Linked DNA regions of Mus musculus: regions 1 and 3 are each linked to region 2. Evidence: chromatin loops called from intact Hi-C (ENCODE). Cell type or tissue: left cerebral cortex. All regions are shown on one strand.

Region 1 (8,000 bases), 98 kb after region 2:
TTTCAGAAACCATCAAGAGAAACCTCCTTTGAGACAATTATATTTCCCTCTAAACTGTCATCCACGGTGGCAGCCATTCTCCTGTGGTGGGGTATCCTCATTCCCACCATAGAGTTCTTATAAATGTCACTCGGTGTGGGCCAGTGAACCATGCCAGGAAACTTGGTAGGGTAGAGCTGTTCTCAGACCCCAGCACTTGGGTACACACCTGAGACATAGGTGCCACCCTGCTCCCTGACAGATTCCTGGCCTGGAACACATGCCACACTCCCCACATCGGGTCACTAGTAGCTGAAAACAGAGTTCTCCATGCTAATGAGGTACCTAGAAGCCTTGGTGGAAGGTCCTAGGGAGGCACAGCCTGAACCCTTGTGTGTGAGGCTACAAATGTGAGCATGGTTTTCTCTTCGTAAGTTTTATATCCCAAGGGGTTCCTTTTATTACCTTTGCTTTGGCAGCCCCCCTGACATCTTGAGTATGATCCTGATCCTACAGAATCTTAAGCGCCAGAGCCTAGCCCTCTAGGTGAGGTCCAGCTAGCCCAGGCAAGGTAGGAGCACCCCTCCCCCATCTGTCCTGTCCTGTTGACAACCCCTTCTTGTGCTGATTCACCCGAGCTGGCAACACTTTCCACCACATTGCAAAACTGTACCTCTCAGGCTGAGTTGTACAGCTGTTTTTGTTTGCATGCATGTGTAGGGTTTTAAATTAATCTCTTTTAAGTCTTTCTTTGTGTGAATTATAACTCCAAGCTGCCAAATTGTTTTTGGGTTCTGCTCCAACTATACCTCTAACTTGTTATGTGTATGAGGCTCTAGTCAGTTATCCATTCCTCTTTCTGCCAATTCCACACCTCCCCGATCAGCCTCCATTCCATGCACGCACTTCTACATCTCAGCAAAGTTGACTCTTCTGTCTCTCCTACTCAACAGCCAGGGCACCAGAAGCAATGCCACTATCACTACTATCTCTTTATGCCCAGCTGTGAAGAGCAGAACGTATGTGGGGAGCGTGTGTTGGTAAACCCAGGATTGCCCAGCCAGTCTTCAGTGAGCCAGTGCCAGCCATTTCTAGGAATCATGTATTCTCCCAGTGCGCATGCGCTATACCCCTTTATAAAGCCCGGGCCTTCTCAGCCTGTTCTTTCTCTCCTCCATCCTCCCTCAGAGGCAATGTCTGTATTACCCTTCTACCCCCATAAATCTCTCCTGTTAGATCTGTTGCATGATTTACTTTTGTGGCATTCCTTGGCCCCAACTTGCCAAGGCACTCTTCCACTGGGAAACCCTAACAATGTGAATTCAGACATGAATGGATAGTTTTCTCAGACCCCACCACTCCCTGCTGTTTGTCTGGTTTCCAGAGTCCCCAAGGTTCTCCTCCTGTAACCAAGGCCAGTAGAAATCTCCCTAAAGTCACTTCCCAGAGGGGTACTATTGTCTCTTTTGGTTACACTGTGGAATCACAGTCCCTCTGCTCCTAGCCCTGCCCTCAGCTCTGTTGAAAAAGAGGTTGCTGTCTGTGTCACAGTATACAGTATATAGCCAACTTTTATTTTGAGACAGAGTCTCATGTATTCCAGGCTGATGTTAAAGTCACCATATAGCTGACAATGACTGATCTTGACTTCCTGATCTGTCTACCTCCCAAATAGCTAAGATTACAAATATGTGCCACCATCACTGGGTCACCATCCTTGATCTGTCTCACCACTCTTTGTGTGCCACCATACCTGGCTGGCTCACCACACTTTTTAAATGAACACTCACTAACCTCATTGAAACACAGTATAGTAAGCTGGCAGCTCGGCTGTTTGTTCTCAGTCAAGCTCTGCAATGCTATATAATTGTGTGGACTGTACCATTTACACGCCACGGCCAGGGCAGTAGCTTCATTCACACAATCTCATCACAGGAGTCATGCATTGCCTCCACTGACGTGGCTGTGCTATCTCTAGGTGGTAGGGATTTTTCAGTTCTGTCATAATTTTCTGGGACCTCTGTCTTGTTAGGGTTTTTATTGCTGGGAAAAACACCGTGAGCAAAAAAAGCAAGTTGGGGAGGAAAGGGTTTATTTGGCGTACACTGCCACATCACTGTTCATCCCAGAAGAAGTCAAGGCAGGAGCTTAAACAGGGCAGGAACCTGGAGACAGGAGCTAATGCAGAAGCTATGGAGGGTGCTGCTTACTGGCTTGCTCCACATGGCTTGCTCAGTCTGCTTGCTTATAGAAACCAGGACCACCAACCTTGGTCCGTGATTGGCTCAAACATTGTTGTGTGGCACATGCTGTTTTTGGACAGAACACAGATTCAGCACAGGGCTGGTGAGTCCCTAATAAATCAGGGACGTACAGGGAGGACAACAGAAAACCAACATGTTAAGGAACACGCTCATGAATACCTTCCTTGCAAGGTCTTGTCCTCACTAGCATAAAGACTGACAAAGAAAGTTAGATAAACAAAAATAGAGGACACACCTTAGTAGATCACAGAAACTCGTCACTGAGTAAGCATACAGCTATGAGATAGCCCAATGCTCACCAGGCTAAAATGATGAGTAGCTATGCCTCCAACAGAAAGTGGTCTAAGTCTGGAGGGATAAAGCTTGCCAGAGATGGTCAATTACAGTGAGAAGGGACTATGGGGACTATCTCACTGCAGCTGGCACCTGTCCAAAACAAGCCCCACAGTGCAAGGGTTCTTTTTCTCCACACCCTTGCCTACACTCTTTATCTTATCTTCAATGGTTGCCATCCTAATAGGGAGAGGCTTATCTCTCTGTGACTTTCATTTACATTTCACTCTTGGTTGGTGGTGCTGGCTTCTTGCCCCCACTGTTGGTAGGAATGTAAGGTAGCACAGTTGTGGAAAACAGGATGGACATTCAAAAAAAGAAGATTAAAAATATAACGAATATATGGTTCGACAATTCACTTTTGGGCATATTTACAGAGGAGATAAAATCAGTATCTTGAGCTTAATGCTAAGACGTCGGCTATACCTTGGTGTCCGTAGACAAATGAATGGAGAGAGAGAGAGAGATCTGGGGCCAGAGAGATGGCTCAGTGGTTAGGTGCTCTTGCTTCTCTTCGAGAGGACCCAACTTCTGTTCCCATAGCCCAGGTCAGGCGGCCTGTATGACCAACTCCAAGGCTAAAGAAAATCTGAGTTCTGTATCGTAAGCCATACCTGTGATTCTGGCTCTTGGGAGATGAGGGAGGCAGGATCAAGATCACCGTCAGCTATATAGAAAGTTTGAAGCCACCTTATCTTGCCTCAAAAAGCTTTTGAAAAACAACAAAACCAAACCAGGAAAACGTGGCAAATGTGATATTACTATATAATATTTTATAGTTGCTTTGCATAACAGCATAGTAACTGTTAAAGTGAAGATCTTGCCGTTGATAGAGAGTTGATTTGTATACAATGTATATAATGTTAATGAACTGCACAGGAGAAAGAAGCCCCATCGGCTATGCCAACATGGGTAGGCCTCCAGGGGCACTATGCTAAATGACAGATTGCATATCACATCATTTTATGTATGTGTGAAATGGGAAAAGTCATATTCTCAGAACTAATGAGTGGGAGACACGGAGGGGGCAGTGTAAGAGAGCAGAACCTCTACCTTATGAGGGGAACGTGTGATGACACTGCGGGATCAGGGGGAGAGATGTAAGAGGGGCAGAGCCTTTGTCTTATGAAAGGACCACATGACTTAAGGAGGAAAAAGAAAGCGGGTCACCTCTGGTCACATCTCATCTTAGGGAGTGAATTCAGTTTGGGGCTGGGATCTTTAGTGTAAGGACAGTCTTTTGCCTTGTTCAGAATGCTGTTTCTGCCCTCCTACAGAGAACCAGGGTCTTATCACATAGCCCAGGCTGGCTTGGAACTTGTAATCCTCCTTCATTGGTCTTTACTTGTGCAGGGGTGTGAAAGAAGCCCTCACTCTTTTCAATAGTTAGGAGATTAAAGCAAAGCAATTTGAAGTCTTTTGCATGGTTTATGGTATATTGCAGCTTATGTTTTTATGGTGAAATTGATGCTGTAATTTGTTTTAAGAAACTGGATGGAAAACCTAGTGTAGCTGATGGAGAGTTGCTTTGTTTAGTAGCATAGTAACTGTTAAAGTTACTGTGTGAAACTGAAGATCTTATGGTTGCTGGAGGGTTGCTTTGTTTAGCAACAGAGTAACTGTTAAAGTTACTGTGTGAAACTGTGAAGATCTTCTGGTTGCTGGAGGGTTGCTTTGTTTAGCAGCACAGTAACTGTTAAAGTGAGGCTCTTGTCATTTGCCTGGCTCTGTGCTAAGAGCATCTCAAGAATTAACTGCTCCAACTTTTCCAGTCCCACTAGCTAGGCAGTGCCTGTGCTTTGTAAATGAGGAAACTTAAATGTGGAGAGATGAGCGAACTTGTAGAGGGCCAGATAATATGAGGTGGAATCAAGACTCAGATTCCAGCAGTGGAGTTCTAAAATCTTACCCTGTGAAGCAGAAAGCATGCTATCTGTCTTTGGAATCAGTCTACCCAGGTGAGATCTGGGGTTGGGGCTATAGTCTTCTGGCTGCTTGGTCACTTCCAGCCTCACACCAAAGTCATCAGTAAAATGTGGTTGCATGGCTTGGGATGTGGCGCAGTCACTAGAGTACCTTCTTACCATGCCCGAAGTCCTCAGTTCTGTCTGGCACTTCATATGCCAGGCATGGTGACACAAGCCTGCAATCACAGCATGCGGGAGGTGGAGAAGGGGTATCAGAAATTCAAAGTCATTCTTAGTTACACAGAGAGTTTGAGGCCAGTCTGGGTTACAAGAACACTGTCCCCTCCAAAAACTGGTGGCTAGGGAAATGGCTTAGTGGGTAAGGCTTGTGCAAGCATGAGGGCCCGAGTTCAGATCCTAGCATCCATGTGAAAGGCTGAGTGTGATAGGGTGAGTCTATAGCTTCAGGACTTGGGGAATGGAGATAGGCGGATTCCCAGAGCATCTGGCTAGACAATCCAGCAGAAGTGGCAAGCTCTAGGTTCATGTGCGACTCTGTCTCAAAATACACTTCTTGCAGTGTAAGAGCCAAATAAAGGATCATATTGTTTATGACCATTGTTCCGGCAACCTGCTTATTCTTTAAACTGGAGCAAGAAAAAATAGTTAATTACTTATGTTCGTATACTGCTATAGACTCTTTAATGTGGGCAAGGAATATGAGTCTGGAATTTACTGAATGCTTTCTATCCCTCACCACAGGGGTTAGGGGTTCTTCTCTCCACTCCATTACCCCTACAGCCCTGAGTCTGTCCTGACTCCGCTTGATCTTTATGGAACTCTTGTCTGCCTAACAACCATGACTCATGGCTGGGACCTTACTGTTTCTTTTGGAATTCAGCTCGGGGCCAACCTGCAACCTTATTTTCCTTTAGGCCCACGCATGCCCAGCTGTTCTTTTTGCCTCAGGGACAAGAGACAGTGCCAGCTTTGGTGAAGGGTGTTTAAAAAATTAGATTTCCAGTATGGTGGATGGAAGAGCCTTAGTATGTCTGGAACAACACTATCTCTAGACCTTGGGACTCCGCAGGAGAGTGCTAGGGCTTCATGGGGGCTTCTAGGGCTAAGAGTTCTTCATAGGTTTGACAAGGCAGGAGGACACTGCTTCATCCTTCATTTCCAGCCTGGTCCTGGGGTTCTAGTCTAAGAGAGTTTCAAAGGTGAGACCCTGGATGCTTGGGGCATTAGTTGATGGCTCACCCAGAAATCAGGAGAATTCCCTGATGATGTTTCTGTGTGCTAAACACCACCTTCCTTCTGCTAGTCACTGGGCCTGCTTGATAAGTGGTATAGCCCTCAGTCTGCCTGTCTCCCAGGCTAAAGGAGCAGAGGCTGCCTCAGGTGTCCTCATCGGCTTCTCTTTTCTATTTGGGTTGGGAGGGAGGAGCTGCAATGTCAGCTGCACCACTGATCTTCTCTGTAATGTGAACCATCTCCCTCTCTCTGTGCCACTTTCTCCTGTGAAATGGCTGGTGACCTCCACTTCAAGTCCAGTTCTGACACTTGAATAGGGACCAGTAGCTACTGCTGGGTGGCAAACCAAGGTTGGAGCTTCTGTTCTATGGAGCAGTTGCTCTCGCTCCATCTGTACCACCCCATGGTTTCTCTTCTGCTGATCACAGGTCCAAAAGTTCTGAATGTGAAGCTAGCACAAGCCTCACACCTGCACCATAGCCCAGTGCCTGCACTGTAGCCCCGAGTCTGCATCATATCCCCATACCTGCACTATAGCTCCGTGCCTGCACCATAGCCTCAATGCCTCGCTGTCTGGGTGGAGACTGGCTAGTGAGATTCTTCCTCTGGCCTTTCTCTGCCACATCCCTGCTGCATCCACTTCCAGCCCCTCGGAGATGCTGGGTGAGGTGGGGAGCATATCTATAGGGAATGCTCCTCTCGAACCCTCCCTCAAACTGCTGCTTAGTGATCCTGGTGGCTGATAGATGCTCGGGCCTCACCCTCTTGGCAGCCTTGGGTTTCAGTGTTTGGGAGTCAGATGAGGACAAGTCAACTTCCCACTTTTAGGGAGAGCACTGCAGGCAGAGAGTGATGGGGAGGGGGAATCAGTAATTAGTAAATAGGATGGCCACAGAGCTAGGCATGGTGAGGCTGGCTAAATGTGGGACCCCTTTGGGCTCCTTATTCTACATGTCAATCTTCACTTTCACTAGGAGTGTCAGGGCTCTGCCATTAGCCTCTGCCAGCAAACTGATGGACACTTTTTAGGGAGGTGCTCCTGGGCCATGTTTGATCCTAACATTAAGGAACTGTTTAGTTGGGCGTGAATATGGGAATGAAGAGAGGTGGGCATGAGCAAGCAGTACAATCACTGCAGTGGGTGAGGGCCTCCCATGGTTTTTAGTCTTAGGGAAAGCTTCCTGAAGGTGTTAAGGGAAGGGGCCCCACTCACAGAACCAGCGGACAGCTGCTCTTTCATATTGGAGCACAGCCATCATCAGAGTACCCCATGCTGCTCGCTCTTGTTACTTTGTTTCAAGGGTCTGAAACTTGACTTGAGGAGGCAGTGTCCAAACCAAGGGGTGGGGAAGGGAACATGCTTCTAAGCAAGTTTAAAGATGCTCTACGCAAGGATCCCTTCACCAACCTCTGCTGCCATGCATGTGGTCCCGCCATAATATTCCCGACTTCTCTGCTGACCTCTTCCTCTCTTTGCTGTGTCTGTCTCTGCTTGACTCAGAATCCTGGCCTTTGGGCAACTTTCTCATGCATACGAAGCTCCAGAATTCCATTTTCAACTCTTTCTGTCTGTATTGTGTTCTCCTTATCTTTGAGCAAGGGGTTGGCTTCACAGGCTTACCTAAAGTCCCTAGAGGTGTTAAGGTTGGGAACAGATTAAAAAGAACTAGGGTGGCCACCTGTTTTGTGCAGGACTGTCTCAGCTTAAGTTGGAAATCATAGGCAATGTAGCTGCTCCCTAGGATGGGACGGGGTGAGGGAGAGAGGAGCTATGCATGTATATATAGACATTGCAGTATCTTCTGCTATGCTTCGATTCATAGAGTCTGGAAAAACTGTAGCATCCAAGGCTCTGGAGCAAGTGACATGTCTGAGATAACAACAGCCAGGTGGGAGCAGGGCCTGGAGTTGAGCTCAGAGCTTTTGCTTCCATATTTCAGGCTCTCACACTTTCCTGTCTACATTGGTTCCCGAGATGACCCATTAATGAGTTCCCACGCTCAGAACACTGTGACAAGTGATAAGGTCTGTAGTCTGGCAGCACTCTGGACACTCCTAGTTACAGGATGTTTCTCTCCTAGCCATCTCTTGATTTCACAGGCCACCTGATCTTTCTCGATTTGTTTGGAATTTCTGCCCCAAATTTGGGGCACTTGAGAGCCGGCCACAACTATTGGAAAAAAAAAAGATTTATTGTTTGAACACATAGAAAAAGAACATTAGGAGAAAATGTTCCACAATCTGCAAGAGAGCGATTTAAATT
Region 2 (8,000 bases):
TTTCCAGGTAGTGACATTGGGGTACCCAGCACCTTCTCAAAGAGGGCAGACTCCTCTGTTTGCCAGTCTGTGCTGGTTGAACCCTGGCACAGTGTCCTTGGCCAAAGTTTTCTGTTCCCAGACAGCCACACTACCGACTACTTTCTGCTTCAGAAAACAGTCATGGTACTAAGAAGGTCATGTTTCTAAGACTCTAGTGACCCTGGCTCTAGTGGCCAACCTTCTCCAGGCTTTGGCCTTGGCACAACCGATACACACAGGCTCATCAGCACAGAGGCCCAGGCAAGTGTAGATGGCAGGCCTGGATTGTCATATACTCTATACAAGCACAGGAAGAGACAGAAGACTCTCTTTTTCTTTTTTTCTTTCTTTTAAACTGTAAATTACTGTGAAGATAAAGTGTCTGGTAATTTACAAATCCTCAAGAAACAGTAGGTCTGATTCTCTCTCACACAGACACAGCCCCACAAACACACAGCCCATGAAGACACAAACACACGCCCCCACGAAGAACCTCAGACACTGACACATGTTCAGATACACATCAATAGAGATACATTTGCACAGATCTGCAGACACAACTAACCCCCCCTCCCCCAAACCAGGAAAGCAGAAACCCCCACAGCAATCATAAAATCCAGTTTTACTGCCCAGGGTGTGATGGGAACCAGCAGCCAGCTGGGCGGGGGCAGGAGGCCTCAGCGTCTGGGCGGTGCCTGCTTTGCCCTGGCTCCCACTCAGCCCCAGGGTCAGGACGCCTTCATTTTCTGACACGCCCTCCTCTGTCCCCAAGAACAGTCACCCCATCCTTTCTCCACTGTTGCCTAAAAGCAGGACACACCCTCTTGTGACAACTGAGCCCTAGGCTATCCCCCCACCCCCACCCCCAGTGTGTACCCTGCTAGCAGGGCCTGACAGCTTTCTGGGTAGGTTTGGGGTCTGCGGAGGTGCTCTTTCCCTGATAGTCCTCTGGGTTGAGGGTTCAGCTCTGAGGACGTGGCTGCTTAGCCCTCTTCAGCTGGAAGGGAGTAGAGAGGACTCCAGGCCCTGAACAGTTTCCTGGTATCCCCTCTCCGCTTTGCCTTGTGGTCCCTGTCCTCAGCTCTTGAGGCCGCAGGAACTTTAGAGTCAGAGAGAGCTAGGAGGAGGCCCCACGTCTGGGCCTGGGTTAGCACCCGTCTCCTGATGAACTTAGGCCACGTTGGCCTAGCCTTCCACTTAGTATTTCCCCATTGCTCTCATACCCGCCTCCGCCCTGCAGTGAGCATCAGAGTCTTTCAGACTGACCCCCACCTCACCGCCGGCCCCCACCCCACCACCTCACCGAGTCTAGCCCTTCAAGGAAGAGACTCACACTGGGGGTCACACACTGACTCTTTAGGGATAGGGCTGTGATTAAGAGCGGGGCTCTGGTCCTTGTGACTAGAAAAGTCCTGAATGCTAGCTAGTGTCTGTTCCCTCCTAGTCCCTGGCCATTTTCCTGTGAACAGATCTGCTCTCACTATAGTTTGACTTTGCCAGGGTCTGGGGTGGGAGATGAGATCCAGAAGGACTCTGGCCTTGACCTCTGCTCCTAGTAAAAAATGAATGTCAGGTAGAGTGAGACTATCAGGTGACAGAGGACATGGGTCCTAGGAAGCCTGGTAAGAGTCACCTGGAGAAGGGTTTTGAGGGAGAGGGGACAAACCAAAGGGACACCTCGTCTGCATGGCTAGGGATCTTGAAGAAGGGGACAGTACTTGTTCTGTCCCCTTTATGGAACCCTCTGTGACTTCTATCCCTTTGAGCTCGTTCTGAAGGTTGACCACAAGGGACCAGGTGACCTTTTGATTAGAAAGCCGTATAAAGGTGAAAGGGCCAGGTGGAGCTTGGATGTCTTTCTCACTCCTGGTCCTTGATGTCTTATCTACAGGGCAACCTCCAGGGCTGGCTGGACACTGGTCATTTTCAGGGTCTGGACTCCCAGAGGTTCTGGGACATGGCAATCACTCCACTCTCTGTTCTCTTCCTTCTCAGCCACGCTTTGCCAGCCTCTGCACCCCTGTCCTGACCTACCGAAGGGTCTCTGGAAGGCTAAGAAGGGCTCCCTTCAGTATTTGGACTCTAAGCAGGCCCCTTTCTTTTTTGCCTTTAGATTTTTCTGTCCCCCACTTTGCCCCTAAGGCTTGGATGAGCCAGAAGGGTGGGGCTCCCTGTTGGCAAGACTCAATTTTGCTGGCTGGGAGTTTTTCAGGGTGCTAATTAAAAGGAACCACCCAGAGAGAATGACTTCACTTGTTCTCACACACACACCCTTCGGCCCTGCCCTCTCCAGTGGCCCCATTCACACGCCGGGGCGCACTGCGGGTGGAGGAGCCCACGGCAAAGGCAAGACCCTTTGTGTCTGTCCACAAGCCAAGTGCAGGCTCAGAGCATTTTTAGCATTTCCCCTCCTAGTCCAATGTTGCTGTGGCTGCATTTCCCTCGCTGGTCCCCTCCCTGCTGAAATAGACAGGCAGAAACTGACTCTGGGTGGGAAGGAAGATGGTGTCTTCCCAGGTCACACGCACCCCCCCCCCCCCGCCCCACTCTCCCAATAGGAGCGCTGCTGTGAGGAAATCTTTCCCTGGCTGGGATTCCGTCCAGTTCTCGGGCTTCATCCCCTGTGGAATGGGCCTCACTGAAGAGAACTTAGTAGGGCCACTGTGTACTGTGGTTTTGAGGATCTCTCCGCATTACTTACTGTCTTCTCTGCTCCCTAAACTCTTCCCAAAATGTGGTCACGATCCCTTTCCACTCTGCACTGCCGGGTGGCCACGTGAGCCTAAGGTGGGCTCTGATACTCATGTTGGAATATTTAATGATGGTTCTTAGAGCCCAACTCTCCCAAATACTCTTGCATCGCTTTTTGGGAAGACCACGTTGACTCACTTGGTCTTGGTTATTTAGTGGAGGGGCGAAATGGTAACTTTCTGGGCTGACTCAGGATCTGGGAGATCCTGGGTGCTAGGCAGCGTTAGAACCGCTGGGAGGCGAAGAGATGCCACGAGCAACCCCAGTGGGGAGAGGGGAGGAGCTAGGCTATTTCCCAGTCTCCCTGCATTCTGGGATTGCCCTGTAGGGGTCGCCCTAAGCCAGGTTTCCACAGATAGCAGCGGCTCATTGCTTCTTCAGAGTCTGGGTCGCATCTCCGACCCTCTGTCCCCCAGTTTGAATTCTTTCCTTCCTCCAGGGTCCTCCAGCTACCAAGAGTCCAGGAAAGGGCACAAAGCAGGGACAGAGACAGCTTGTGACCTAGAGGCTGTGAAGTGACAGGAGTGACAAGTGTTGGTGGCTAGAAAGAGCACATGCAAATAGCATGCAAACGAGCATGGCTGGACCGTCCTGAGTAGCACCTGCCAGTCTGGGCCCAGGCAGGCATCCTTTTCCTAGCCCTGGGTGAGGATAGAAGCACCTGACTCTTCCCTGGCTGTGTAGACACGTGCTACCCCTTAAATGCCACCATAACTCAGGCAGGGGCTATCGTCCTCATTTTACAGATGGCTCCCATGAATGTTTCTGCTTTCTCCCTTTTCTCTCTACAGATCAGATCGCAATCCCAAGTGAGCGTGGGACTAATTCAGCAAGCAACCCTTCTCTTCCAGTAGGGTCTGTTGCTCTCCGGTGCAGAGATACTGAGAACCTCTAAAACACCACAGGAGGGGGAGGATGGTGTCATAGGGGTGCCAGCTTTCATCTGCCTGGGTCCCACTGCTTGCTTTGTTGTCTCATGAGGGGGTCACTTGTTCAACTTCTCTCCCTTCTCTAGGTTGGTTGCACCTTTTCCTTTGTGTTTGTGTGGGGCCTGGGATTTGGAATTGTCCTATCTAACTCACCAGTGACTTGTTGTCTTCTCAAGGCCCAGGGGCTGAAGGTGACATTCCAGGAGGGAGGAAGACCTGTTCCAGCTCTGCCTCAGGGAGGAGTCCATCTTTGGCTCCTTAACACCATAGCCTCTCCAGCGTTCTCCATTTTCTGGGTCCTGTTCTTTCTTCCCTACCAGCCTGCTCAGCCAGGTCCCCCTTCTCAATGCCGCTCTTTTGGTTGCTGAATTCCTCTGAGTCCGTCCCCCCCCCCCCCAGGCTTTACTGTTTCTGAATGTTACCATCACTTGGGCCTCTACAAGCCCTAGACTTCTACCCAGGCATGGCTGTGAGGACTGAGGCTTGGGGCAGAGATGTTGCAACCTGACTTGACGGGGGGGGGGGGGGGGGGAGTTAGGCACACACTTGCTTTCCAGTTCCACACTATCTGCACCCTACACGAGCCCCTGTGGTCACGGTTCCCACGGAGGTGACCAGACCTTTGCCTCCCCACCTCTCTCCTCCATTCACACACCTCCCTCCTTCCTGAGGTCATTATGTGCATCTTTGTCGACTGCACCACCTAACACTTCCCCAGATGTTCCATCTGGTCTGAGCATGGCTCTTTCTCCCAGCCCCCCAGATAGGGGAGTATCAATGCCAGAGGGCAGATAGACATAGGATTTGGAGAGGAATTACAGTCAGCTGCAAACTCCAGCTTTGGTTGTGGGATCTCGGTCAAGTCCTTTTAGGTCTGCAGAGCCTTAGCTTTCTTAGCCATAAAACCAGGTTTAGCCAGAGGTGGCCTATGTAAAGCACCTGGCAGATATTAGCTTCACATATAATGGCGATCTTCAGGCATGGTGTCAACCACAAAAAGTGACTTCCTGGAAGAGGCCACGAGGAAAGCACCCCCATCCCTCCCCCTACCCATGCCCTCTCAGTGCCCTTCCCTCCTTGAGGGTGCCTCCCTTAGCCCTTTCCTTATTTTGCTCTGGAGAGATGTGGGTGGAGCAGAGCTCTGTCCCTGGAAAGGGATGGTGGTGGGCTCTGAAGGTCCCTGCCAGTTGCCGGTAGCAGGAAGTGGGCCTGCCTGAGTAGATGGTCTGAGAGGTTTCTACAGCCTGGAAGGGGCAGAAGCTCTCATCCAGTCCTTCACAGGAACAAGGGTGGAGAAAGGGCACCAGCCTACGGGGCTTCCCTACAGAGAGCGAGCACCCCGTGCAGACTGGCTCTGGTCTCCTTCCAGTTTCGATCAGAGGGCGTTGTGAGGCTTGGAGGGGTGGAGTTGGAGGCTTTTCTTTGGAAACCCTCAAAGCTTAGGAGGAGAAGAAAGTCAGGTCAGAGACTATCTTACAGCATGGAACCTTGCTGTCAATGACAAAGCACTCATGCCGAGAGCTATGTGTCTAGGATGTGTGTGGGGAGTCCAGACCTCCACATACAACCTCAGATACCAGCTCTTACACATTCATAACACCTGTCCCTGGCACACTCTCCATCCTGCATGCCCCTCTTACACTCTTTACACACTCAATATGCAGCTAAATGTTGCATACACGTGGGCCATGCCTTTATATATTTTCTCCATTTTATTTTTCTCTGGAGGCAGTCTGTGGGTGTAGCCCAGGTTGGCCTCAAACTCCTTGTCTTCCTGTGTTAGCATCCTGAGTGTTGGGATTTCAGGTGTGTACCACCATGACTACCCATTCATTTATGCTCTTGTGAGCGCACACACACGGTTCCAAATGAGCGTGCTCTTGGCACATTCCCGTTCATGCTTCTCACAAGCTCCCCCAGAGCTGAAGGAGTCCCAGAAGACTGGTATCTGATAGGGCAGGCCTGGTAGGTGATTGAGGAACAGGGTCTTGAGGTTAATGATGAAAGTTAACAGCTGGTGCTTGGCTTTCATTCTGAGGGCGCTGCAGGTATAGTCTTGTCTCACACACACCGTGTTCCCAGGAGGAATAGAGATTGTTATTCCCTGGTCACAGATGGGGAAGCTTAGGGAGGCCAGGCCTTTTGCCCCAGGTCCCACTGTCATTGCTCTGTGGAGATAGCACCTGACCCTCACCCTCAGCCCACAGAAACCCATTCTCTTGACTCTCAGCCTTACTTGGCTCCTTGCTTGAAATCCCTTACTAGAATCCCTGGCTTTAACTTCCCGAGAGTCTAAGTCTCATGACTTTGCCCAGGATCAGCTGTGACAGTTAAGTCCCCAGGAGAGTCACCTCTCTCGGAGGCTCCTTTGTATCAGTGATTTGTTCTGATATCAGGCATCCAGGAGCTGGTGGGGAAAGGGGGCTTCTGGGAGACCTCACTGCAGGTTCCCAGGACAGTTCGGGCTGCAGGATCCTAGGCTACCTGCAGGGGGAGTCGAGTGTGGGAGAACCCTGTCCCAGCTTGGAATGCTGGGAAAGAATGTGTCCTGGAAAAGCCTGGATGCCAGCTAGGACCAGGATGGGACTGTGCTGCACTTTCCCCCTCTTGACCCCCCCCCCCTGAGGGTGCATGCGAGTGTACATGTGTGCGTGTGCGAGAGAGAGAGAGAGAGAGAGAGAGAGAGAGAGAGAGAGAGAGAGAGAGAGAGAGAGAGAGAGAGAGAACACTCAGCCATACACTTGGATTTATACGACGCAGATAGGGAAGCCTGTCGAAATCTTCCTGTGTAGTGTGATCTCACTATAAAAATACATAAAGATAAGGGTAATTGATGGTCCCACTGCATGGGAGGCAGTGCCACTCCAAACATGTGCATATATGCATACATATACGCACATGCTTAAGCACAGGTCATAGGCGTAATTGTAGCCCATAAGACCCATGCTGGCTTTTCTTCTCTCCTTCTCTCTACTTTTCCTTATTTATATCCAAGGTCTGATGTGCGCTGGGTAAACACTATTCCTGAGCTGTGGCCTCAGCCCAGGCCTGGATTTACAGCTGTTGCTTAGAGTTGTACCTCCAGCTCGAGCAACATCCTGTTCAGAGTAAGTCTAAAGTAAACACATGTCAACTGGAGGATGCTGACCGTCTGTATTTGTGAGTGTCCGGAAGGTTGTACCCTGATGTTCTGTTGGCTACTTTCAGGGGGATCTAATTTTTGAAAGGGTTTTGTTTTATTTTTATTTTTTCCTAAATTTTCTCTTATTTAAAAGTGTATTACAGGAGCTGGTGAGATGGCTCAGGGGGTAAGGGCACTGACTGATCTTCCAAAGGCCTTGAGTTCAAATCCCACCAACCACATGGTGGCTCACAACCACCCGTATTGAGATCTAACACACCTGAAGATAGCTATAGTGTACTTATGTATAATAATAAATCTTTGGGCCAGAGCGAGCAGGGACTGAGCAAGTGGAGTTGACTGGAGAGGGCAGAGGTCCTAAAAAATTAAATTCCCAGCAACCACATGAAGGCTCACAACCATCTGTACTACAGTGTACTCATATACATTTTATATATATATATATATATATATATATATATATATATATATATATATATATATACACACACACACACACACACACACACACATTTTTTAAAAAGTGTATTACAGTTAGTTATTTGCCCATGTTATTTTTATGTGTGATTTGTTGTATGTACATGTGTAGGCATTCACACTTGGAGGTCAGAGACAATTTGTCTTTCTTTCTACCATGTAGGTCTCTGGGATTGAACGCAGGTTCTCCGGCTGGACAGCAAGCTCCTTTGCCCACGGAGTCATATCTCCTGCTCCCCCGTACTTTTTTCAAATGTCATTTTATTGTCTGTTGTTTTAAAAATGTGAACAGTGGGCTTGCATTATTTGTATATAGGACAGGAAACACCACAGGCTTAGCCCTGGGACCCCCATCCACATTAAAAATGACGACTAGACTTAAAAAGCCAGGCACTGGGGGGAATCTGCTGGTCCCTTCAGCTCCTGCACCGACCTCATCCTTCACCAGTTCCTTCCAGGCTCCTGCCCACAAGCTTAGCTGGTTCACCTGCTGGGGTTTCCTGGCACCCTAGCAGGCAACGCAACAATGGGCTCGCTGAGTCAGGAGTTGGGAGAGGGCCCTGGGATGCATAGGCTGAGCCAGCCAGAGAGCAAATAGCTTTTGGACTGAGAGTAACCAGGCTGATGTTGCAGCAGGAAGGATTAAGGTTAGACAGGAGAGCTTCCCGACTGTATAGGAG
Region 3 (8,000 bases), 110 kb after region 2:
AGGGGTTTATAGCTGGATGAGACTGGCTGGAAGTGACCGAATGAACCACATTGCTTCCCTCGACGGCGAGAAGGCCCATCTTGAATTTCTGAGGTTTGAGTGTGCTGTAAAGCCACCAATCTCTCTTCCCATGGAGAAAGCTGTTCTGCGCTTGGGGTGTTCTTTAGGTGCGGTTCCTGGAGCAGCAGAACCAGGTGCTACAGACAAAATGGGAGCTGCTGCAGCAGGTGAACACCTCCACCCGGACCAGCAGCCTGGAGCCAGTCTTCGAGGAGTTCATCAGTCAGCTGCAGAGGCAGGTGGATGTTCTGACCACCGAGCAGTTGCGCCAGAACACGGAGATCAGGAACATGCAGGATGTCGTGGAGGACTACAAGAACAAGTGAGGAGCCAGGGCGGGGCAAAAGGGTCAAGGAGAAGGCTGTCAGGGTCCTTCTGCTCCTGGTATGACTGGCAGCAGGGGGGCTCTGCATTGTGTAACTGCAGGGGGACACCATTTTACATACGGCACCCAGTCCTGTGCAGGATAGCAGAGACAGTTAGGTGTTGGTTATAACAGGAGGGGCAGGAGATTAGTGAGCCCTACCACACGTTCACCTCTTTGCCCAGAGTGTGCCCTCCTTACTGAGTGCTCTGAGGAGTAGATCTGTGGCTCTTAAATTTTAGATGCATCCTGTTGCATCAGCCTCTGCACCTCGTGTCAGTGGTTCTGATCCAGCAGGTCTGGGATGCAGCCAGTACATATGTATCTCAAACGTGTGATAGTTGTGCTAGTGCACTGGGGAACCACACTCTGAGAAACAATACTTAATAGTTCTTAGTATTGGCGCTTATTACGGGCAGTCACAGTAGGGATAACAGTTGAGTTTCAGACCAGCTGTCCGTGAGTGACTGTAGGTGCCCCAGTGGCCTCTTCCACAGTCTCCCAGCTCAAGGAGTTTTTATTTTATTATTATTATTATTTTTTTTGTCACCTTGATGTGCTCACTGGGTTGGGCCACGGGAGGATCATGTGTTGGTGTGAGTCTACAGGGAAAAATAAAACATTGGAGGTAGAGACAAAACTGTGGATGAAATACTTTTCTTTCAAAAGATTTAGTTGAGGTGGTTGTTATTTTATGGTCTTGATGGAAAAAGCTCCAGGAAAGCATTTATAAAGTCACAACATCAGAATCAATGGAAACATCTGGAGGACGTTCTGTGTGTGTGCCTCTGAGGTTCCCTGTCAGGTCCTTGTCCTGTGGGTTAGGAGTTTTGGGAGTTTTGGCTCTAGCCATTCATCTGCCAGAGCACCAGGCCCTGGCAGGGGGCAGCAGTGCTGTGAGCAGGGGGCAGGGGTGTGGGTGAGGGTCGGTTCAGGACAGCAGAGACTTGGGAGGGTCTGGGCTTTCTGCTGGGAGGTTGAATCTCAGGTGCCAAGGTCAGCCATTGCAGCCTGCTTCTTGTCTCCATCACAGGTATGAGGATGAAATCAACAAGCGGACCAATGCAGAAAATGACTTTGTTGTTCTGAAGAAGGTAAAGGAAAAGAGGGGTCCTCTGGGAGCTCAGGACTGGGCAGGAGGAAACCCCTGGGGGTGCTCTGTGCTAGGGACAGGGTGAACTCTTGGACTAAAATGGAGTGTGCTCTGTCCAGTTGCAGGGCCCTGACACACAAGAAAGTCAGGCCCATACAACAGTGGCTCTAGGAGTCCTCAAGGCTTTGGAAATGGAAATTAAGTTAATGGGCAGCTTTCAAAAGTCAGTTATGTATATATAGCCTTGGGACTGGGGAGGGATCTAGGGAGTTTGTTGTCACTGATTGCTGATCTGAGGTGTGGAGGTGTTGTTGTGCCTCCTTCTGGCTAGGAAAGTCAGTTTCCAGGTCTGACTTGAGTGATGACATTTTTAGCCAGGAAGTGGCTTTTGCCACTGGCCTGGGGGCAGCCGGGAAGCTGGTGGCCAGCAATGCCTAGGTGATGAAACCAAACACCTTTGCTACACAGGACGTGGATGCTGCTTTCATGGGCAAATCAGACTTGCAGTCCAAAGTAGACACACTGTATGGGGAGATCAACTTCCTGAAATATCTATTTGATACGGTAAGTGAAATCCCAAGGAGAAACCCCTTTTTCCTTTCCCACATCCCATAAGAGTGCAAACTGGAGAAGGCTCATCTCACCAGACTTCTCCCTCAGTTGGGTCATTCCCTCAACATCAGTGGTTCTGGTGGAGCCAGTGGAGATATGAGCATCTTGAGATGGGTGAGGGTAAAGTAGTTCCCTGCTTCATGCTCTCAGGCCCCCTGGGACATGAGGGTAACAAGCAGGTCTTCACACACTGTGAGAAGTCCACAGGACTCTGGGAGAACCCCAGAGAAGGCAGTAGAAGGGATTTGTGGTAAGGAAAAACTGAAGAGGAGCAGGACAGAGAACGCCCCACCCCAACCTGTCACCTATGTCCAACATGGGGGCTCATGCTCTGACCTGAGTGCCATGTCAGAAGCTCTACCTACCTTATGGGGATGCCCATTCAACAGAAGAATGCATGAGCTAACCTGGTAGTCAAGTGGCTCCAAACTGGATACCCACTGTTTCTAAGAACCCTTATGGCAACCAGGGACAACTAACTGTGTCTGTCAAGGGCCTGCATCAAAAAGGTATTGAAGCCACAGCAAGGCTGAGCAGTTTGTACAAGAGAAGCTTGATGAGGTCCTGGACTCCTTCCTCCTGCCCAGATGCCTTTAGTCCTTACCTTTAGTCAAAACACACTTAGCCCTTCCCTTTATGTTTCATAGCACAGAACAATTTAAGGGAACACGAAGAGGCCTTTCTAGGCTAGATTTCTGGCTTCCCCAGACATCCTAGAGGGAGAAGGGTGGAAGGGGTGAACTCTGTTCTGTGTCTCACAGGAGCTGTCCCAGATACAAACCCACGTCAGTGATACCAATGTCATCTTGTCAATGGACAATAACCGCTCCCTGGACCTGGACAGCATCATCGATGCCGTACGAGCCCAGTATGAAATAATTGCACAGAAGAGCAAAGATGAGGCTGAGGCCCTGTACCAGACCAAGGTGAGCTTGGGTTTCGAGTTTGCACCCCCAAATAAACAGTCCTCAAACTGCTATTGCCTCCTGACCTTAAAGTCTGTCATGTCTATAATAAAGACTTCAGAAATTATCTTTCTCTCCTTGACACTGAATATGATAGGAGAGTTCCTGCCTGTTTTGTTTGTTTGCTCATTTTTAGTTAATTGTTCTGGAGAACTCACAGGTGCCAGGCCACCTAATTTTCCTAAGCCTTGTAATAAGCAACTGTCCTGAAAACACTCACTAAACCCAGGTGTGCGATTTACAAACAGGTTCTTAACCCCTACAACCTTTGTCACTTTTATTTTTATTATAGCACATTTTTTTAAAGTTTTCTACTTTTTAATGTATCACTTAGAAATCTTAGAGGCACTCTCTGTGACTCCAAATATTTCACAACATTCCTACCACCATGAGAACTTAACTGGGTGAATACACTTGTCACTATGACGCTGGGCATAGTTTGACAGCCTCTTGGGTATGAATTCATGTTTCTGAACGGTTAAGACTCTAGTTGAAGGAACAAAACTTGAAGCCCCCAGTTACTGTGTTCTGAGTAACTAGGATGTGGTGACCTGCTTTGTGGATTTTAAAGCCAATTCCAATATCACGGTCCTCTGCCCCACAGTCTGAAAACATGCTCTGGGCTGCTGTAGATTTTGTCAGGAGACTGGGGAAGGAGAGCTTTGTCAGAATGCCCATATTCTTGTCAACTCTTCTTGAGGATGCCCTGGGTATATAGTCTGGTTGATAAAGCAATACTAGTATAGGAAAGAAAGAAATGAATATGGGTGTTCTGAGACCAGTAGCTCCTGTCTGCTAGGAGAATCATTCTAGAAAAGGGACAAGGAATATGGTGGGCAGGAAAGAGAGAGGTAGTCCTGTGTGGGCATAGGCTACATGAAGGCTTAGGTGCCTGAAAACAGTGGTAAAGAGCACAAAGAAACAGGTTTGTCTCAGTGGGATAGTAGCCTGCCCATAGACTGGTGGGCATGATAGAGGAGGGAGACCTGTTATAGTGTTGTGTGGGTGTGGGTGTGGGGGGGCATGTACTGTGCATGGGTGTATGTACTGAGTGTGTGCATGTGTACGTATTGTGTATGTATGTGTGCACAGGAATATGTACTGTGCATGCGTGTGTATGTACTTTGCATATGGGTGTGTGTACTGTGTATTCAGGCATGTACATGCATGTGTGTATGTACTGTGTGTGTTTGTGCATGTGTATGTATTGTGTATGTGTGTGTGTGTATGTACTGTCTCTTTTTGCTGCTCAGCTGAGGGAGATTTGTTGTTAGTGTGAGTGTGTGTGATCACAACTTTAGGTGGGCTTACTCCAAGAGAGAGCAGCCCAGATCTTTCTCTGGGAGAGCCTAGTGGATTGCAGATAATGACCATGGTGTGCCTCTGACCCACAGTACCAGGAGCTGCAGATTACAGCTGGGAAACACGGAGACGACCTGAAGAATAGCAAGATGGAGATCTCAGAGCTCAACCGTAACATCCAGAGGCTGCGGGCAGAGATCGCCAATATCAAGAAGCAGGTAGGACAGGACTCAGGGTGGTCTCACCAGGCATGCCACCTCCCATAAGGCCCAGGTCAGATTCCAGGAGCTCAACACCTCTGTGCTCCCCAACCCGGCTTGGATCTAGGTCGAAGGGATGCACGGATTGATTTCTGATGCGGAGGAGAGAGGAGAAAGGGCTCTCCAGAACGCCAAGCAGAAGCTGCAAGACATGGAAGAGGCCCTCCAGCAGGCTAAGGAGGATCTGGCCAAGCTGCTGAGAGACTACCAGGCAATGCTGGGTGCCAAGCTGTCCTTGGACGTAGAGATCGCCACCTACCGCCAGCTTTTGGAGGGCGAGGAGAGCAGGTGGGTGTACAGCAGCCAGGTTCCATGGGCAAAGATATGGATGTTCCCATGGAGTAATGAGACTGGAGAGGTTTTTCCATGTGTTCCCGGGAAGATTGTCCAAGATGAGTGGGGATGTTCAAGTTAGGATGTATAGGTTACAAGGGTAGGGAAGAAATCATTGCTACCAGCCCCCTCTCCCAAGCATGGTGCTTCTACCCTAGCCAGAGCTGGGTGCAGCCATGTGCGACCCACAGATGTTACAAGGGCTGCAGTGTCAGTGTTGGGGGATACCTTTCCACCAGCCTCTCTGCTCCTATGATTGATGGGTATGCTTTGATTTCACAGGATGTCGGGGGCGCTGCAGAGTCAAGTGAGCATCTGTAAGTAGCAGTGTGGTGGTGGTGGGGGGTGGGGGGGACAGGTGGGGGGAGCAGGAGGCTGGTTGGTGCTGGGCAGAAGGTGGGCTGGGCCCAGTTGCTTTTGTTTTCTAGTCTCATACAAAAAGACACCAAAGTGACCACCACTATCCTTGCTTGAGATACTTGACAACACCAGCTAGAGATCATTAGGATATGTACTCAGTAAGAACTGAGCGCAGAGGACCTGTCTCTAAACAGGGGTGGCACACTTTACTTAAACGACTGCCTACAATCCTTCAGAAGTGTGCAGTTGACTTTCAATGCCTCTGTTTGTAAAGAGGAGGGCACCATTGATCCCGGGGCTGCAGGCTTTCAAGGCTGGTGCTGCTGGGTCCCCCTGCCGAGTTCTCCTGGCCATTCTGTATCTGTCCTTCCCTGGTACAGCGGTGCAGAGTAGCCAGGTGACCATTGGCGGCGGTGGCGGCGGCTCAGGAAGTTACAGCGGCAGCTCCCGCGGAGGCGGTGGTGGCGGCGGAGGAACTGGCTCCCGCGGCGGCGGCGGCGGCGGCGGCGGCAGTAGTTACGTCTCCAGCAGCAGAAGCGCCACTAAATATGGCAGCGGCGGCGGCTCCTCCCGCACTCAGATCCTGCAGACCTCCACCCACAGCTCGCGTAGGCACGTGGTGGAGTAGCGGCCAAGTCCTTGCACTTCTACAGCCTTCTTCCCCAATCCCTCCCGGGCTCCCTCACCTATCTTTTCCCAATGGGTCTCAGCAAGTTTCCAGGTGACGACACTCAGACTCTAGGAGAGAAAGAGACAGACACATGCTCACATACGCACCTCCCTGCTGGTCTTGTCACTGTCCTAATCCTCATGGGCTTTGCCCAGCAACTAAGAAAAAGAACTCGGTGAACAAACTTCACTATGAGCCTCAGTCCCAGGTCCCTGTTCCTAAACTGGACAGTTCAGTAAATATTAAGTCCCCGCGCGGCGGCCTACCGAAATCCCTATTGCAAGGCAAGCTTGCTTAGTGAGGGGGACATCTGAGCCAACAGCCTTCGGGACCCTTTGCTCTGTAGGCTCATGCTGGTTCACCATGACAGCAAGGGTAGGTTTGTTGTTCTGAGTACCTGTGGGACAAGCCTGTGCCGACTTGTGTCATTCACTGGTTAACAGTTGATATGGAGACTTAAGGAAGACTGTCCTTAGCAGTGGGTGTGGATAGGATAGGGTGGTTAATCAAGTTCTGTTTCTGTCCCATCCCCTTCCAGCAACCCCCCTGCATTTAGAGCCGCCCATTCCCTGCTGAGAACTGCTCAAATGCCGGGCACCTGTGGGGCAGCGCTGCTCCTTGCAAATGTCTGGGTCTGGGGAATGAGAGTTGCTGACTTGGGTTGATCCAGCCTTATGCAAATCTGGAAATGCAAACAACTCAAGTTCTCAGTTCATCCCTTCTGCTCTCTGATTCCGAGTACCCTGTCAGACTTTGTCTCCTAATTTAAAGTTTAATTTACAGTTCTATCAGAAATACTTGAGCTGTGCTGAGGGGGCAGGAAGAGGAAAGTTCCAGCCAATGAAGAGTCACGAGAGGGAATGTGCCTTTGCTTCGCGTTCCGGAGACCCCTTGACTTGCTTGCCTAGTCCCTACAACCGCTGAGTTGATAATTCTGTCCGGGAGAGCTTCTCTGCAGGGGCTGCTGGGTAATGCTTGTGACCTCATTTCCTGGTTGGAAGCTGAACTCTGAAGGGCTTGGCAGTTCTGTTTTTTTCTTTTTTTCTTTTTTCTCCTACAATAAATTTCTCTGTGATCTCCATATATTGTGTGGTCAGAAGATGAGTTATTATTTTGTTAGTTCTTTGAAATTAGTTCTGATTTGAAAAGTTAGGGCTTATTGTTTTTCTTCCCCCGTGGGTATGGGTATATATGTGCACAGGAGCACATGTATGGGGGTATATGTGCACACATTGTGTGCACACGCCTATGGAGACAGAGGACATTAGCTGTCATGTTTGGGTGTCATCTATATTTTTCCTTCTTTCTTTTCTCTTTTTGGCATGTGTGTGTGGGGGGGGGGAGGGGGGGAATGACAGGTTCTCTTATTGACTTGTAACTCACGAATTAGGTTAGTTGGTTGACTGGCCAGTGAGCCCCATGCACCCACCCTTCTTTGCCTGACCTGGTACTAAGATTGCAAGTGTGTGTTACTATGCCAGGCTTTTAAATTCTGGGAGAAAACTCAGGTTCTCATGCTTGTAATGAATGGAGGCACACCCCTGTGGTGGTATCATTGGCTCCTAAGGGTTATTGCATTTATTATTTTTTATTTTATAAGCAGTGCACCATCTTGGAAAGCCCCTCCCCCTCAAACTCTCACCCTTACTAGTCTGTAAAGTTGCTCATCCTTCAAAAGCCAAGCTGCACAGTTGTTCAGCAGGATATTTGTGTAGCTCCTATGGAGGCTTATTATGGGATGCAATCAAACTGGAGTGAATTATTGTGCAGCAGGTAGTGGCACAGGCACTGAGCTGCCATGTAGAATGGATAGACTTCTGAATCTTGAGCTGCTGAGACACAGATGACACCTTATGAGGGAAAGAAGGTTTAGAGGGAAGAGAAAGCAGAATGTGTGTCTCTCTGGGTCCTCCAGCTTGATGGCATAAACCAGACCCCTGAGGACCCAAGCAGACTGGAATGATGGAACAATACCAGGGGT

What was found. Peaks named below come from ENCODE experiments on the same cell type or tissue, not always from the same donor. Only the 100,000 strongest peaks of a DNase experiment are listed, where the experiment ranks them.
Region 1: it touches region 2 in a loop (2.6-fold over the local background); 3 of 42 quality-filtered maps call a loop at or near these places.
Region 3: it touches region 2 in a loop (2.5-fold over the local background); 3 of 42 quality-filtered maps call a loop at or near these places.

The regions. Positions count from the first base shown.
Region 1 is chr15:101,870,852-101,878,851 of GRCm38, reverse strand. No RefSeq gene overlaps it. Among named protein-coding and RNA genes, the nearest start is that of Krt77, 5.1 kb to the right of the region's middle. In left cerebral cortex, no CTCF peak of the experiment used is centred here; DNase peaks (open chromatin) are centred at 4,257 and 5,413.
Region 2 is chr15:101,968,939-101,976,938 of GRCm38, reverse strand. It overlaps a transcript of Krt78 not described here. Among named protein-coding and RNA genes, the nearest start is that of Krt78, 19 kb to the right of the region's middle. In left cerebral cortex, CTCF peaks have their summits at 2,857, 3,057 (motif pointing right) and 6,176 (motif pointing right); DNase peaks (open chromatin) are centred at 3,076 and 6,165; H3K27ac peaks cover 329 bases.
Region 3 is chr15:101,857,833-101,865,832 of GRCm38, reverse strand. It overlaps Krt77 (keratin 77), which reads left to right. Exons shown (of 9, transcript NM_001003667.2): 2 at 168-382; 3 at 1,458-1,518; 4 at 1,986-2,081; 5 at 2,891-3,055; 6 at 4,489-4,614; 7 at 4,724-4,944; 8 at 5,272-5,306; 9 at 5,730-7,102. The coding sequence ends at 5,977. Among named protein-coding and RNA genes, the nearest start is that of Krt77, 7.9 kb to the left of the region's middle. In left cerebral cortex, a CTCF peak has its summit at 4,924; DNase peaks (open chromatin) are centred at 4,878 and 5,894; H3K4me3 peaks cover 771 bases; H3K27ac peaks cover 838 bases.